2 separate regions of the Homo sapiens genome follow, and region 2 is linked to region 1. A link is an interaction called in ENCODE POLR2A ChIA-PET data of the cell type or tissue named here. Cell type or tissue: K562. All regions are shown on one strand. Links, peaks and the distances in the headings refer to the core of each region. The heading gives the core; the rest is flanking DNA.

Region 1 (5,380 bases), core at 317-5,316:
ATATGGCCGGAAATGATGGCTCATGCCTGTAATCCCAATACATTTGGAGGCCAAGGCAGGTGGATACTAAAAATACAAAAATTAGCCAGGCATGGTGGCAGACACCTGTAGTCCCAGCTACTCAGGAGGCTGAGGCAGGAGAATGGCTTGAATCCGGAAGGCGGAAGTTGCAGTGAGCCAAGATCACACCACTGCACTCCCGCCTGGACAACAGAGTGAGACTCCATCTAAAAAATAAATAAATAAATAAGAACCTTCCAACCCACTTTGGTACAACTGAAGTGCAAAGAGTGTAGACGACTTGCTCAACATCACACAAATTTTAAGCAACAAATCCAAGATAACAAGCCATGAGTTTTCATCACTTTAACCACAGACATGTCCAAGGAAAAGCCCAGATAAAGACCCAGGGAGGAGACGGCCATCTACAAGTCAAGGAGACCTCAGAATCAGCCCTGCCAATACCTCGATCTCAGGCTTCTAGCCTCCCGAATTGTGAAAAAATACATTTATATTGTTTAAGCCACCCAGTTTGTAGGACTTTGTTATAGCAAATTACTACAAAGGGTCTCCTCTTCTTGATAATGATATGATCATTATGATATTAGAAAAGTCATACAAATGAAGTGAACAGAGCAAACAGTAATTACAGTCAGAACAGCATATGCGCCAACCAGTTCTACCTCGGCGGAAGTTCTGGGAGGTTGTTCTGGAGGCTTTTGAACAGTGGACTGAGTTTAAGAGTGAGTGATGGGCTTAGGGTGTAAATTCAAGGGATTGGGCTGCAGCTGGGAGCTCGGGACATTCTTGGCTACTGCAGCCCTACTTTGCCTTTCACTGGCATGGTCATAACTTAGGTAGAAAATGTTGATTATTTAATCGTGTTGCCTTGCTTTTTGACCTGATAACCATTGATCAGTGGAAAGAAACACCTGCACAAGTCAAAGCAGGGCTCATTCCTCTGACGGCTTTTTGAATTGGCTTAGCAGCACTCAGCTCACTGCCTTCTTTGCTTTCTTTATCCCTTGCTGTTACTGAGAAAGATTTGGCCTGATTAGAGAAATTAGGATATACAGAAGGAGTCAACAAACTGCATCAATAATCTCCAATTAAAAGACAAGGACTCAACGTAAGGATAGACAAACCGATCAATGGAACAGAATAGAATACAGGAATAGACCCATACATATTGAATCCACTTATTTTTCACAAAGGTACCAGGTCAATGCAATGGAGAAAGAGAATTTTTTAACAAAATGATGCTGGAACCATTCGATATCCATATAGAAAAAATATAAAAGAATTTTCACCTCTACTTCATATAAAAAAATGAATTAGGGCACATGTTCTCAGGGTTTCCTGAGGGCTGTGTCATGGGCAAAAAATTTTTTCCAATAAAAAAATTTAAAGGCCGGGCACGGTGGCTCACACCTGTAATCCCAACACTTTGGGAAGCTGAGGCAGGTGGATCACCTGAGGTCAGGAGTTGGAGACTAGCCTGGCCAACATGGTGAAACCCCGTCTCTACTAAAAATACAAAAATTAGTCGGGCGTGTTGGCAGGTGCCTGTAATCCCAGCTACTCAGGAGGCTGAGGCAGAAGAATCACTTGAACCCAGGAGGTGGAGGTTGTAGTGAGCCGAGATCGTGCCACTGCACTCCAGTCTGGGCGACAGAGCGAGACTCCATCTCAAAAGAAAAAAGTAATGAATATTAATTATTAATGGAACTAACATTTACAGGGTTAGGTCCCACATTGTGATAAAAAGCCTCATGTACATTGTGTTATGTAATCCTGGGAGATGGGTGTTTGTACTGATTACATGGGAACATGAAGCTTAGTAAATTTAAGTTAGTGGCTCTCAATGGCATGCTAATATCATCTTGGGAGATTTTATTTTTTTAAAAATTCTGATGATTGGGCTTCATCCCAAGTCTACTGGATTAGAATCTCTGTGGATGGTGTCCAAGCATCTGTATTTTGTAAGTGCTCTCAGAGGTGACACTGATGTGCAACCAGGGCTGAGAACCAATGTGAATGTTAGAGAGACTGGAATTCAGGGCTTTACTGCCACTTCATTTACAGAAGACGATATAGATATAGATGTTGATAGTGATATCAATATATGTAGACATAAGTACAGATATACATATACCTAGTGTATTAGTCCATTTCACACTGCTATAAGGAACTAACTGAGACTACATCATTTATAAAGAAAAGAGGTTTAACTGATTCATGGTTCCACATGGCTGGAGAAGCCTCAGGAAACTTACAATAATGGTGGAAGGAGAAGGGGAAGCAAGGCACATCATACGTGGTGGCAGGAGAGAGAGAGAGCTAGGAGGGAAGTGCCACACTTTTTCTTTTTCTTTTTTTTTTTTTTTGAGACAGGGTCTTGCTGTGTCACCCAGGTTGGCATGCAGTGGTGTGATCTTGGCTCACTGTAATCTCCGCCTCCCAGGTTCAAGTGATTCTTGTGCCTCAGCCTCCCAAGTAGCTGGGATTATAGGTGTGCACCACCACACCCAATTAATTTTTGTATTTTTAGTAGACACAGGGTTTTGCCATGTTGGCCAGGCTGGACTCGAACTCCTGATCTCAAGTGATCTGCCTGCCTCAGCCTCGCAAAGTGCTGGGATTACAAGCATGAGCCACCGAACCCGGCCTACACTTTTAAACCATCAGATCTCATGAGAACTCACTCACTATCACAAGAACAGCTTTGGGGCTGGGCGTGGTGGCTCACACCTGTAATCCCATCACTTTGGGAGGCTAAGGCAGGTGGATCACCTAAGGTCAGGCGTTCGAGACCAGCCTGGCCAACATGGTGAAACCCCGTCTCTACTAAAAATACAAAAAAAATTAGGCAGGTGTGGTCGTGGACACCTGTAATCCCAGCTACTTGGGAGGCTGAGGCAGAATAATTGCTTGAACCCAGGAGGTGGAGGTTGCAATGAGCTGAGCTCGTGCCACTGCACTCCAGCCTGGGCAACAAGAGTAAAACTGTCTCAAAAAACAAAAACAGCTTTGGGAAAACTGCCCCCACGATCCAATTACCTCCCAAGTCCCTCCCTCAACATGTGGGGATTGCAGTTTGAGATGAGATTTGGGTGGGGACACAGAGCCAAACCATACCAACTAGCATTGAATTTGTTTTCAATTATTGATGAAGAACATCTCATGTATAAAACAGACTGGCACTGTTTCCTCTCCTCACTCCTTTCAGTACATCCATCCTCGTGTTGCTGCTTTCTCTTGTGGTCACTGAAACTCCTGAGCAGTAAGAGTCCTGACAGCACAGAAACTGACCAATCAGAATGGACACTGGACTTATCGCTGGAGCAGGATTGAGACGTTAACGTTTTGATCACTGGATCCGGAAGAGTGTGGCTCCCAAGGGAGGGCAGCAGTGGGGAGCCACTCAGAGGGTTCAAGAAAGCAGCTGTTTTCCAACTGATATGGAAATAGCTTAATATTTTAACAAGTGTTACAGTAATGCCAGTGTCTGCCTGTGCCTTGATCTAAATAATAATTGAAAATACCTACTATTTATTGAGAATTATGTGGCAGATACTGTGATACATACTGAATAAACATTATTTCATTCCATTTGGTCATTGTTGAAAACATTTCCTTTTTTTTTTAGACAGGGTCTCACTCTGCCACCTAGGCTGGAGTGCAGTGGTGCAATCAGCTCACTGTAGCCTCAAACTCCTGGTCTCAAGCAATCTTCCCATCTCAGCCTCTTGTGTAGCTAGGACTACAGACATGCCCCACCACACCTGGGTAATTTTTTTTTTTGGGGGGTGGGGGGGCACTGACAGGGTCTCACTATGTTGCCCAGGCTGGTCTTGAACTCATGGCTTTGCCTCAGCCTCCCAAAGTTCTGGGATTACAGACATAAACCACCATGTCCAGCCAGGTCTGAGCATCTATTACATGTCTCTACTCAAGGATTGCTTCTTACGCGTTGGGAAGAAAAGGAAGAAGCTAGCAGGCAGTCTGCAGTCCACACCGGGCTGCCCCCACCAGCTGTTGTGTGCCTGGCAGCGCTTTCAGCCCCATTCATTTCCAACTCCAAGGGGTTTGTCACTTTGCCGGTTGTTGCCACATTTCCATCCTGAAGTGGCAGCTCCAGTTGTGTTTCCCAGATAATTTCCAAGATGCTAATTGCCACCTGCTGATTTCCTGTAAACACTGTACTGTACACATGTGATTAATCAGAGAGCTGTGGACTGTTCCAAGGAAGTGTGTGTGCATGTGTGTGTGTGCGTTTCATTACGGTGGTGGATTTAAATCACAGGCAATGTTTGCTCACAAAGCTGCATTAGCAGAACGGCAGGGAAAACAAAATTATAAAATACCATAAACTGCAAGTTCACAGACTGTATACACAACAACTCAAGTCAGCCCAATAATTCCCTGACTAAATTCTGGAAGTGAGCAGCAGGAAGGTAGCATCTCTAAAGGAGACTTTGAACCATTTCTTCTTCAGATTCAAGATCAACCTTGTGCCAGACCTTAGCTTTTCACTGCAAGTTACCTGCACCTTTAAAACTCCAACTCCTCATCTGTAAAAATGGATAATAATTTCTGAGTCACAGAAGATAACATGTAATATGTTTATTTTGTATATCAGTCAGAACTGTGTGGGTTGCAAGTGACAGAAATTGAATTCAAAGTGGCTTAAGCAAAGCAAAGGAATATATTGGCTCAAAAACCTAGAGACAGGGGTCTAGTTTCAGGTGCAGTTGCATCTAGGAGCTCAAATAATGACTTCAAACTCTGTGGCACCCTCTGCTTTTTTATCTTGCCTCATTCTTGGAAGACTCTCCTTACAGCAACCTAGTAGACTAACAACAGGTCCAGGCATATATTTTATCTTCTCAGCAACCATGGTAAACTAGTGTAGATAGCATCACACTTGGGAAATGACCCACTAGTGTAAGAGTTAAAGAGCAAAGAAACATGAAAAGCAGCTTAACATTCAAAGTCAGTTTCTTTTGGAGAATAAACCTGAGGGGTTTCTGACCAGTTTTGATCGGGGGCACTCTCTCTTACAGACTAAAGATGTTTAAGGATATAGGAAGTGGGGAGCTTATCGTAGGTTCGCAATGTTTCGATGTGAGGGAAAGTTTATCATGGGGTTGGAAAGTCTCTGGTTGGAGGTGAAGCTATCTTGGGGTCGGCATGTTTCTGGTTGGAGTGGCGTTTATCTTAGGGTTGGAATGTTTCTGGTTATGCTAACATTAGCCATTAGGCTGATGTTTGGGGGCTGGATTTAGGCAGGTTTTTTTTAATCAAGGGGAATTTAAAATGGTGGGGTTTGTCCAAGATAGCAATGCTCCTGCTCTGTCCACTAGCCCATTCTCAGACC
Region 2 (5,380 bases), core at 100-5,099, 150 kb before region 1:
ATCCATGTCACATCCCCATGAAATGTCTTTCTTGGTACAGAATTTCATAAAAACTTTTAATCTTGGACAATATAAAAAAAAAGAAATGTAATGGGAGATCAACAACTACTTCCACCAGATGACTGAAATCTATTAGAGGCCCTCAATAATTAAAATAGCAGAGTACTAGCCAGGCACGGTGGCTCACGCCTGTAATCCCAGCACTTTGGGAGACCAAGGCAGGTGGATCACGAGGTCAAGAGATCAATATCATCCTGGCCAACATGGTGAAACTCTGTCTCTACTAAAAATACAAAAATTAGCCGGGCATGGCGGTGCACACGTGTAGTCCCAGCTACTCAGGAGGCTGAGGGAGGAGAATCGCTTGAACCCAGGAGGCAGAGGTTGCAGTGAGCCGAGATCTTGCCACTGCACTCCAGCCTGGCAACAGAGTGAGACTCCACCTCAAAAAAAAAAAGTAGCATAGTAGTAGAGCATGAATGGAAGAGAGGCCCAATGATTGCCAAGATCTAGCTGACAGTCAGGGTGGTGGTGGCCAAACTGCACCATGGGGGGTGGTGGGGCATCCAGATTGACAGAGCAAAACCCATAGGAGGAACTCATTATGCAGATGGCCTGGCAGGGGAACCAAATTATGGTAAGGCCAAAGACAGTGGGCAGAAAAAGGTAGGCAGGAGAATTCAGCTCCTTGCCTCTGATGATACTGAATGAAAAGCTCATTTTGTCTGAAATGTCTTGGTCACAGGAATGGCTGAAGCAGCAGGAGCTAAAGCCAGTGGGATCCAGTGAGTGGGCTGGGTTGAAAGGGAAGATGAATATTCTGAGATCCACAAAAGAGTGGGAAAACGGGAATATGCTTGCCTGGAATGCAATACAAGCCAAAGAGGAGCCTTCTATGGGGAAGCTTTCTTTTGTCTCTGGTTGTCTATGTCCCTAAAGGGAAACAGCTTCATTTCCAATCACTACAATAAACTGAGATCCACCACGGCTTATCACAGGGTGAAAAGGAGGGATCATATTTCAACTTTGGGCTTTCTCTTCAAATAAGGTTAATAAACAGTCTTGGAAAGAAGCATATGGTGGAAAGGAAAATGTTTATGTTAAATTTTAAACTTGTTTCTTTGTGCTGGATATCTTCCCATTCTCCTGTAAATTCTCTCTCCCCTTCTCCACCCAGTCAGGACTGCTAAAGGCTAAGCTGTGTAGATGTCATACCAGACCCCGAGACCAAGGCTGGGGCTAGGGTAGGGAGAGTGAGGCATTGAGGGTGGAACATTTAAGAAGGCTGTCATTCTCAGGGCTGTGCAAGTGCTCCATGCCCAGTCCTGACAGTGAAGGCCTCCTTAATTGTTGATCCCCAGATGTGTCACTCACCGTATCCTTATTGGTTCTATCAGTGGGGACTTCCTTCTGGTAGGAAGTCAGAGACAGGGTCAACTATGAAGTCAGGTTGATGTAGGGCAGGCAAGCCCCAAAACTGGAGCTTAGCCTGGGAAGATTCTTGGCTTTACTCAGGAAAGAATTCAAGAGCCAGCCAGTGGTAGAAGAAGACAGTTGTATGAAGGCAGCAGTGTTACAGCTCCGTTGACTGCTCCTGCAGAGCAGGGCTCCCCCATCCTAGACAGTGTGTGGAGAGCAGCAGCTCAGGGGCAGGTCTCCAGCCATATTAATACCCATTTTTAATTACATGCAAATTAAGAGATGGGTTATTTCAAAATTTCTAGAAACAGGGTGCCATGGAAAGGGGCAATAACTTTCAGGTGTTGCCACGGCAATGATAAACTGTCATGGCACTGGTGGGCGTATCTTATGGAGAGGTGGTGGTGGTGCCTCTTCCCTGTTTCAGCCAGTCTTAGTTCTGGTCCAGGGTTGAGTTCTGCCTCCTACCTTAAGGTTATTTGTTTCCCTGGTTGGCTGCAGCTCCTGACACATCAGTGCTGCACCCAATGCCCTTGCCATACAAAGCTCTTACTTTAACTTGTCCCTTAGAGCCTGGAGGTGGTAACTGTTGTCTGCTACTAACCTAGATAATTACACTGTCTTCTGTGGTTCTTCTACACCCAAACATCTGTAAATAAGCCCTTTGTAAATAAACTTTCTTTGAATAATCTTCTTCTGAGTATGCCATCTTCTTTCCATAGAGACCCTGATAAATATATGTCCCTCATCCAGGCTCTGCCATTTGTAGAGTACTATGAATTAATATTTTATGAGCCCTGTAATTATCTTGTGAATAACCCAACTATATTGCATCACACATTTTTACATTAAATGCATTAATTATGTATATGGGCACATTTCTTTTTAAATACCACATTTTTGGGGCATGGCTGTTTTGGCCTCAAAAAAATTAAAAGTTGTCCTGGCCTTTCCTAATGCCCATTGAGACCATGATGTCGACAAAGCAGCAGTGATGGATAATGATTTAGAAAACAGGCTTAGAATTAGATATACTTAGATGCAAATCCCAGCTCATCTTCTTCCTTGCTGTGTGACTTTGGACAAGTTGCTTGCTCCAGTGGGTGTAGAGACTGCAGCTGTTGACTTTTTTTTTTTTTTTTTTTTTTTTTGGTCCTTCTAAAATTGGACTTTCCTTCTGAAAATATTTCCCATGCCAGGCCGGGCACGGTGGCTCACATCTGTAATCCCAGCACTTTGGGAGGCCGAGGCAGACAGATCACGAGGTCAGGAGATCAAGACCATCCTCGCCAACACAGTGAAACCCCGTCTCTATTAAAAATACAAAAAATTAGCCAGGCGTGGTGGCGGGCACCTGTAGTCCCAGCTATTTGGGGGACTGAGGCAGGAGAATTCCTTGAACCCTACAGGCGGAGGTTGCAGTGAGCGGAGATCATGCCACTGCACTCCAGACTGGGCAACAGAGTGAGACTCCATCTCAAAAAAAAAAAAATTTCCCATGCCAGTTTCCAGGCTCAACTCCTATTTGTGATGTGACCCCAATTGAGACACCAAGTCTTGTCTCTTTAAACTGAAGCTCTCAGCTCCTGGGAAAAATCACACAGATCTTCAGCTTCCATATTCGTTAGCTCACACCTTTCCTTGCCAACTGACAGCAAATTGTATGCACCTGAAGGGAGCAGAGTTGGAGACCGACTCCAAAGGGGCAAGATGTCTAAAACAACAAAACGTGAGTTATTTTTGCAATGTTTCTTTTTCAGGCCCTCCCACTCCCTGTAATATCTGGCTGAGGTGTGAATGGCTGACTCCAGCAGGTATCAGGAACAGATGGAACCAGCTAATTATGTCTCTTACATGTGAGTAGAGATAAAGCTGTTAATTGCTAATTGTACACTTCTCCCATTTCCCACCCCAGGGCGCTGGGGCAGAGACCACGTCCTAAACCCAACTCAAATGTGGGCTGTGCTCTTGGCTGAAGAAAAGCATGGAAAGCAGTTGGGGACCTGCATCCCCAAGACTGTCAGCCCTTCTCCAGGGCTAGCAACAAGCAGAGTGTAGCAGTGAGAAGATGCTCTTGGCAGGCTCCAGATAGCTGTGCCCTCAGCCCAGGAGGACTCAGCCAATGAAGACTCAGCTAATGAAAGCTCAGCATGGAGGTGGCAAAGGGCTGCAGCCCCACCAGTAAGTGATATCTGGTAATTGTTTCCAGTGTGCTCCAGGGTCAACTTAGTTCCCCAGAACCCACGTGATCCTGAGATCTCTAGGCTTCTATGCAGCTCCTGACTGGACACTGAAAAGCACTATAATGTGGAATCTTCCTCCATCTTCCAAGCCTTAAGATCATGTCTTGTGATGGTCACAGGATTTTAAGCTAATCAGCATCTCTTTTAGGAAAATATCCCTACCCCATTCCCAGTAGATGTGAGTTGACTGTGGTAGTATGTGCCTGTAGTCCCAGCTACTCGGGATCCTGAGGCAGGAGAATTGCTTGAGCCCAGGAGGTGGAGGTTGCAGTGAGCCAAGATCACACCACTGCATTCCAGCCTGGGCAAGAGAGTGAGACTCCGTCTCAAAAAAAAAGCAGACTTACTTAGATACCAACAGGCATAATCAGAGAGATGGCCCGATCATATACTGCAATGTAACAGAATATTCCATTCCCATGGCCACAGTAATTGGTTTAGGGAAGGTCAGGTGACACTAATTTGGCCAATCTGAGGCACTCCCAAGACAAGTTAAAATTCTTTCCAGGCTGGAGTCTGATGGCGCCATCATAGCTCATTGCAGCCCAGATCTCCTGGGCTCAAGTGATCCAAGCAGCTAGGACTACAGAGGCATGCCACCACACTGGCTAATTTCTTACTTTTTTGTAAAGACAGGATGTCACTATGTTGCCCAGGCTGGTCTAGAACTCCTAGCCTCAAGCGATCCTCCTGCCTTGACCTCCCAAAGCTCTGGGATTACAGGCATGAGCCACCATGCTCGATCTGAAATTCTTGGGAAGGAAGCATTCTTCTTTTTTTTTTTTTTTTTTGCGACAGAGTGTTGCTCTGTTGCCCAGGCTGAAGTGCAGAGGCATGATTTAGGCTCACCGCAACCTCCACCTTTTGGGTTCAAGCAATTCTCATGCCTCAGCCTCCTGAGTAGCTGGGATAACAGGTACACACCACCATTCCCAGCTATTTTTTGTATTTTAAGTAGAAACAGGGTTTCGCCATGTTGGCCAGGCTTGTCTCCAGCTCCTGGCCTCAAGCAATCCTCCCGCCTTAGCTTCCCAAAGTGCTGGGATTACAGGCATGAGCCACCATGCCCAGACTAAAATTCCTGGGAAAGATACATTATTTGGAATTGCTACACTAGGGATATTGTAAGCTACCAGTGGTCCCTACCTTTCTTTTTTCACAGGTATAGCATATGCTGTTGGTGCCCTGTGCCATATCCCCTTGGCTCACCTGAGCTTACCTACAGCTTTGATAGACAGTTTCCAGCCTCAAGCATTTGCATCTTTCCTCTCTGCCTGAAGGCTTTTGCTAGTACCCAGGACCCTTCTCTGCCACCTACAAGTAGGGGAGAGCTGATGCCCTCAGGTGATCTTCAGCCAGTGGGAAATGGAAAACCATAAATAAATTCCCTAGCATCCTTGCCCTTGGCTGAGACAATCCTGAGTATTCTCAACGTAGTCTCTAACAAGATCCCAGTGTGACCTGCCCATGGGGCCACCTGCTCCTCAGTACACTTTTTACTGGTTTTTCTCCCATCTGTCTTATCCTCTCCATTTCTTCACTTGTGCTTCCTGAGATCACCTCCTGTGTTAGTTTGGTCCTTCTGTTGAGATTAGACATGTGGGAAGTTTACTGGAGAAATACCTGTGAAGGCAAAAGGAGAGGGAGCTGGAGAAGGCGGGGAGAAGCTCAGACTCCAATACGGGACTCACACTGCAGCAGAGAGAGGGAAGGAGGGA

Evidence for each region. ChIA-PET counts read pairs that join two places held together with the same protein. Peaks named below come from ENCODE experiments on the same cell type or tissue, not always from the same donor. Only the 100,000 strongest peaks of a DNase experiment are listed, where the experiment ranks them.
Region 2: POLR2A ChIA-PET joins it to region 1 with 5 read pairs; 2 of 35 experiments call an interaction of 5 or more read pairs at or near these places.

What each region holds. Positions count from the first base shown.
Region 1 is chr16:25,269,591-25,274,970 of GRCh38, reverse strand. No RefSeq gene overlaps it. Among named protein-coding and RNA genes, the nearest start is that of ZKSCAN2, 14 kb to the right of the region's middle. In K562, for the core only: no CTCF peak of the experiment used is centred there; DNase peaks (open chromatin) are centred at 3,330 and 4,850.
Region 2 is chr16:25,422,219-25,427,598 of GRCh38, reverse strand. LINC02191 (long intergenic non-protein coding RNA 2191) reads left to right here. Exons shown (of 4, transcript NR_184338.1): 3 at 3,335-3,600. Among named protein-coding and RNA genes, the nearest start is that of LINC02191, 8.8 kb to the left of the region's middle. In K562, for the core only: no CTCF peak of the experiment used is centred there; no DNase peak of the experiment used is centred there.